Linked DNA regions of Homo sapiens: region 2 is linked to region 1. Evidence: read pairs that join two places in POLR2A ChIA-PET (ENCODE). Cell type or tissue: HepG2. All regions are shown on one strand. Each heading gives the region's core, and the rest is flanking DNA. Links, peaks and the distances in the headings are about the cores only.

Region 1 (2,921 bases), core at 116-2,615:
GGTAGGGCAACTCAAAGTGGGGAGGGGGGTTGGGAACTTCCAGGTCACAGATAGGTGGGAAACAAACGGTAGCATTTTTTTGAGTTTCTGATAAGCCTTTCTGAGGTAGGCAGTCGGATATGCATTTATCTTAATGAGCAGAGGGGTGAGTTTGAATACAATAGAAGGCAGGTTGGCCATAAGCATTCCCAGCTTGAATTTTCTCTTCAGCTTAGTGATTTTGGGGAGCGCAAAATATTTTCCTTTCATAAGTTACTCTCATTCATCAACAGAAAGCATGCAAACCAAGATAATTTTGTTTTGGCTGAGTTTATAGTTTTATAACCTTCTGTGCCAAACACTGACATGTTAAAATAGCTAGCAAAGACAAACATAAAATTCAGACAAAATGTATGCTGACAATTCAGAAGGCATTTCTATTTTTATTCTAAAATAATTTTTAAAATTAGTTTAAATAATTTTAAAGCCACCTTGTTCAGTAAAGTTATATTTGAGTCACATGAACTTGAAAATTGCTTATACTTATTTACTTAATTTATGAGCACTCTTAGTTATAAGCCAATTTGGTAGACACACCATATGACAATAAGTGTACATATAAATTAACACATTAGACCTGTATACACACACATAAACAAAGATCCAATAGCTTAGAACATCAGCCATGAGATAGCAACATAAGCTTGCTGATTTTAGCCTGTTTGCCTGAACAGATAATTCAGTGAAGTCTGTGAACCAAAATTTCTGCTGAAGGAGTCTCCATGGCAGATTTTTAAAGGCCAAACCTCCCCCGACTCCAAAGGGTACTGGGGCCAAACAGCACTAAATGAGAGTGTCACACATTAACCAGGCCCCTTGCTTAAGACAGCAGTACAAAAACCTGGATACATGCAATGTCATCCCACTTTCCCATTCAACTGCAAACTCCAGGTTCCAAACAATATTCGGGACAAGCAGTATGGCAATTCAGAGAAAATTCTAAGGAGGGCTTAGTACTAGACCTCAGAACCCCTGCCAAGGGCCTCTCCTTTGGAGAGGGTGAGGTCTGAAGAATTCCCCTACCTGTGCATCCCCCAATCTTAGAGTCAGATGTCTCTGACCTTAGGAGTGTACAAGTGCCAGTTGCATGTTTTCCCTCCAGAGGGAGGGAGGAAGAGTTTTTATTTCTACAAGCGGTTACAGGGAGAAGGCCTGGAAATTATTGCCAGGCCGACTCAAAATTACAAAGTTTTCCAGAGCTTCTATAGCTTCTAAGCTCTATATCTACATGTAAGTGTGCATTCATCTAAAGACATATGTGAATACTTCTTTTAATCTACAAGCAAGGTCTGAGTCCTGAAGACTTTCCTCTGGAGTCTCCGTAAATTTGCTTAATCTCAGTGGGTGCAGGTGCTGGGATGATTATACTTGTCACCTGCTAAATCATAAAGGTTTGAGAAGTTCCTTCAGACCCCCTAAGAAACTTTTTTGTGAAGGCCTGAAGAGTTTCTTCAGATCCCCAGTAAAACTTGTTTAATCATGCTTTTAAGGTTCAGGAAAGGCCTGGGGAAAACTCTTGGTGGACTTTTGTTGCATTCCAGCCTTTGTATAAGGACACTGGCTTTTTCAGCTTTTAATATTTAACTTAACCCATCAGTCAGTGCTGAAACAGTTGTTATAGAGGCCTGTGTTAGTGAGACCTGGCCTGCCACATTACCACATCCCTTAGCCTGTTTGGCTAAGGCTCTTTCAACACACTTAGGCCATGTGAAAAGTGAAAACGCATGCCTGGCACAGAATAAGTGCTCAGTAAACACATCAATTTGCTTACTGTTTGGAAGGAAGCTTTATCACCCAATCCCTGATTTAAGGTAGGAGTGTATATTGCCAAGTAGTTTGTTACATTTTCTTACACCTTGATTATTTTGAAATTATGCATATGGCACTACTCAACTAAGAGAGTGTGAAAGGAAAAATAAATGTTGGAACCCCCAAATCACTACGAGGCCAAAGAGAAAAGTCAAGCTGGGAACTGTGGCAGGCAAACCTGAGATGAGAATAAGACAAAGCTAAAAAAAAAAGCTACATAGGGCCGGGAGCGGTGGCTCATGCCTGTAATCCCAGCACTTTCGGAGGCTGAGACGGGTGCATCACGAGGTCAGGTGATCAAGACCATCCTGGCTAACGTGGTGAAACCCCGTCTCTACTAAAAATACAAAAAAATATATATATATATATTAGCCAGGCATGGTGGTGGGCGCCTGTAGTAACAGCAACTTGGGAGGCGGAGGCAGGAGAATGGCGTGAACCTGGGAGGCGAGCTTGCAGTGAGCTGAGATCGTGCCACTGCACTCCAGCCTGGGTGACAGAGAAAGACTCTGTCTCAGGAAAAAAAAAAAAAAAAGCTACATAGATTCCTCACAATTGCCCCAAAAGAGAAATTCATTGTGGACCTCAAGGTCTTTTTTTTGAGACAGAGTCTGGCTCTGCTACCCAGGCTGGAGTGCAGTGTCGCGATCTCGGCTCACTGCAACCTCTGCCTCACACATTCAAGCGATTCTCCTGCCTCAGCCTCCCGAGTAGCTGGGACTACAGGCACGTGCCACCATGCCTGGCTACTTTTTTGTATTTTCAGTAGAGACAGCGTTTCACCGTGTTAGCCAGGATCGTCTTGATCTCCTGAGCTCGTGATCTGCCCGCCTCTACTATGAGCTTTCATTTTTGTCACTGCAGGAAAGGCTTGACTGCTGGCATCCTTATAATTTGATAAGGCCATGATTTCCCATGCTTCCCATTCCATGAACGTTAATGATAGGAACTGGAAGCTGGGTTCGTTTTTTGTTCTTAGCCAGTTGAGTAGGATAACGGGAGAATAAGAAAAGAAGGTTTACATCTCCTGCAACATTTGCAAGTCTACTCTGAGCTGCATCACACATAGGAAT
Region 2 (2,921 bases), core at 301-2,800, 51 kb before region 1:
TAAGGAAAAATGGTATTCAGTGATACTTGTTCAAACTTGATAAGGAAGACTATTCACGACCAACAGCACAGCAATGAGGTCTTGCACTGGGGGAGAGATTGGCCTTAGCTCCACATACACAGCTGGGTAGGTGGGGATTTATAGCCAAGGAGCAGGGAGTAGGGTCAATGGATGGACAATCACTAAGAGAAGACATCATAGATAAGGAGGATTCTTGCTGAAGACAGGCTAGGCTGATCAGACATCACCTAGAGGGTGGTGGAGGATGAGAAACCTGATCAGATATTGAGGGTGATCGATCAAGTGTTGAGTGTGATCAGATATGCGGTGGGGGTACAGTCTGGCTAACCTGGCTTAGGAGAGTTCTTTGCCAAAACTGAGTTTGGCAAGGAAGTGCACAGGCGAGTCTAGGAGAAGGTTCAGAAACCTGACTAAAGTTTGGTCAAACAGAGAATCTGTGTCAGAGGTTCAAGAAAAGGAAAATTAATGTATGGTAATGAAGGTCAGAATGGGTGTTATTTTTGGGAGAGTGAAAAGAGTGGTTTTAAATATTACAAAGTAGTTTTGAGTCAGTGTTTAAAAGGTAATGGGCAATATACAGTTCTCATTTGGCATAAAGCTCAGATTAAGTAATATTGTCTCTGGAATAAAGCTTTTTTTAAACCCTGAACTTTGAGAAACATGACATCCATCTCTAATATACACTCTTTTAGTGTTTGAGTTTTATTATTTAAGGTAATGTCTCTGAAAAGTTTTGAAATATTGGAAAGCTGACTTTGATACATACCATTAATTTTGACTTTTGATTTATTTTTATTGTAGAAAAATTTATTTGTAATTTATACTTTAAACTGTGGTTTACAGTTATTTGTAAACTTCTAGTTTCCTGCTTTAGCTTATGTGCAAATTTTATGAAGTCTTGGCATTACATTTTTATTTAAATCCCATCAAATTAAACCAGTTGGGTCACCAGCCCCCGCCCTTCCATCTCCATAATCTGGGTAGTCGGCGTTCTCAACATTCCTGTTGAGAATGAAAATTCTGTATTTTTCATTCCACAGGCTTAAAAGTTAATAGGCCATGGAAACAAGTAGATTGCCATTTTAAAAGATAGTTTTCAGAAGAAAGGCAAAATGATAAGTTTCATAGAGATACAAAAATGACAAGGAATTAAATATTTTGTTTTACCAGAGGCATTTTATAACTAGTTGAAAGGAAATGTCAACCGTTTGGATTTATATGGAGTAAAGGAACTGAATTGCAAGTGGAGGTAAAACTGGTTTTTTCCACAGCGTGAAGGGGAGAGAAAGAAACAAGTTTGATCCTGCTTACATATCCATTCCTTAGTTACCTGCAATTTATAGACACGTACAAAGTAGCTGAAAGACCAATGAATACACGGTCTAGAGAGGACTGCTTAACACGCTGCATATAGAAGTGTGATTTTTTTTGGTACAATTTTCAAGTGTGTTTCTCATTAGAGCATTTAAAGTAAGCCACAGTGTCCGTTTGTATCAAGTTAGTACTCTGACGGCCACAAACATAGGCAGGCTCACTTCTGGATGTCTTATTTCTTTGCATGTTAATCGTGTTGACACAACTTGTCTTGAAATTAAGTTTAAAATGAAATACCAGTAAAACTGAAATGAATAAGGCCTTTATTAGCCAGAGAAAAGAAAACAATATTGAAACTAAACATAAGAAAGTGAGGGCTGTAAGTTATCGTAAAAAGGAGCATCTAGGTAGGTCTTTGTAGCCAATGTTACCCGATTGTCCTACAGCTTTGTCCAGTGGCTGTAGCGGTCCCGTTGCTGCGGTGAGCTGGCTGCGTTGATGGGCGGTAAGTGGCCTAGCTGGTGCTCCATTCTTGAGTGTGTGGCTTTCGTACAGTCATCCCTGTACAACCTGTTGTCCAGTTGCACTTCGCTGCAGAGTACCGAAGCGGGATCTGCGGGAAGCAAACTGCAATTCTTCGGCAGCATCTTCGCCTTCCGACGAGGTCGATACTTATAATTCGGGTATTTCTCTCTGTGCATGGCCTGTAATTTCTGTGCCTCCTGGAAGAATGGCCATTTTTCGGCTTCAGTAAGCATTTTCCACTGGTATCCCAGCTGCTTGCTGATCTCTGAGTTTCGCATTCTGGGATTCTCTAGAGCCATCTTGCGCCTCTGATCGCGAGACCACACGATGAATGCGTTCATGGGTCGCTTCACTCTATCCTGGACGTTGCCTTTACTGTTTTCTCCCGTTTCACACTGATACTTAGAGTTACAGCTTTCAGTGCAAAGGAAGGAAGAGCTTCTCCGGAGAGCGGGAATATTCTCTTGCACAGCTGGACTGTAATCATCGCTGTTGAATACGCTTAACATAGCAGAAGCATATGATTGCATTGTCAAAAACAAGGAGAGTGCGACAAAATTGAAAGGTGCCAGAGTTCGAAACTTATTTTACTATCCAAAACTCACTTCTACCAGATTCTTTGTTACGTTAACTTTTGTAATGAAACTTGCATTTCTCCGCCCTCAACACCCCCTCAACCCCGCCCAACCAGCCTACCCCCTAGTACCCTGACAATGTATTCATTCTCAAGCAAAACATGGTAATTCAGTAACGTTGACTACTTGCCCTGCTGATCTGCCTCCCTGACTGCTCTACTGCTGTCCTGAAAAATGCGAATTTGACTTAATCGCCAATTTTTTCATTGACCTTTTATGTCACAAAACGAGAGGACACAAAAAGCTATATGAATTGTTTATCATTATCAATATATGTGTATGTTATCTTTAAAAAAACAAAGCTTAATGAGAACCTAATTGTCTTAACCACACACATACATACATAACTGCATATTGAATTTATAGTAATTATTATCGCTTTTTCTTCACTTCTATTTAAAAATTGAAAATTCTATACACATTTTT

The links. ChIA-PET counts read pairs that join two places held together with the same protein. Peaks named below come from ENCODE experiments on the same cell type or tissue, not always from the same donor. Only the 100,000 strongest peaks of a DNase experiment are listed, where the experiment ranks them.
Region 2: POLR2A ChIA-PET joins it to region 1 with 8 read pairs; 2 of 35 experiments call an interaction of 5 or more read pairs at or near these places.

What each region holds. Positions count from the first base shown.
Region 1 is chrY:2,836,434-2,839,354 of GRCh38, forward strand. No RefSeq gene overlaps it. Among named protein-coding and RNA genes, the nearest start is that of RPS4Y1, 3.7 kb to the right of the region's middle. In HepG2, for the core only: no CTCF peak of the experiment used is centred there; DNase peaks (open chromatin) are centred at 837 and 1,678; H3K4me3 peaks cover 778 bases.
Region 2 is chrY:2,785,214-2,788,134 of GRCh38, forward strand. It overlaps SRY (sex determining region Y), which reads right to left and starts at 2,469. Exons shown (of 1, transcript NM_003140.3): 1 at 1,642-2,469. The coding sequence starts at 2,390. The coding sequence ends at 1,776. RefSeq lists promoters at 2,391-2,921, 2,487-2,921, 2,487-2,800. In HepG2, for the core only: no CTCF peak of the experiment used is centred there; no DNase peak of the experiment used is centred there; H3K4me3 peaks cover 1,854 bases.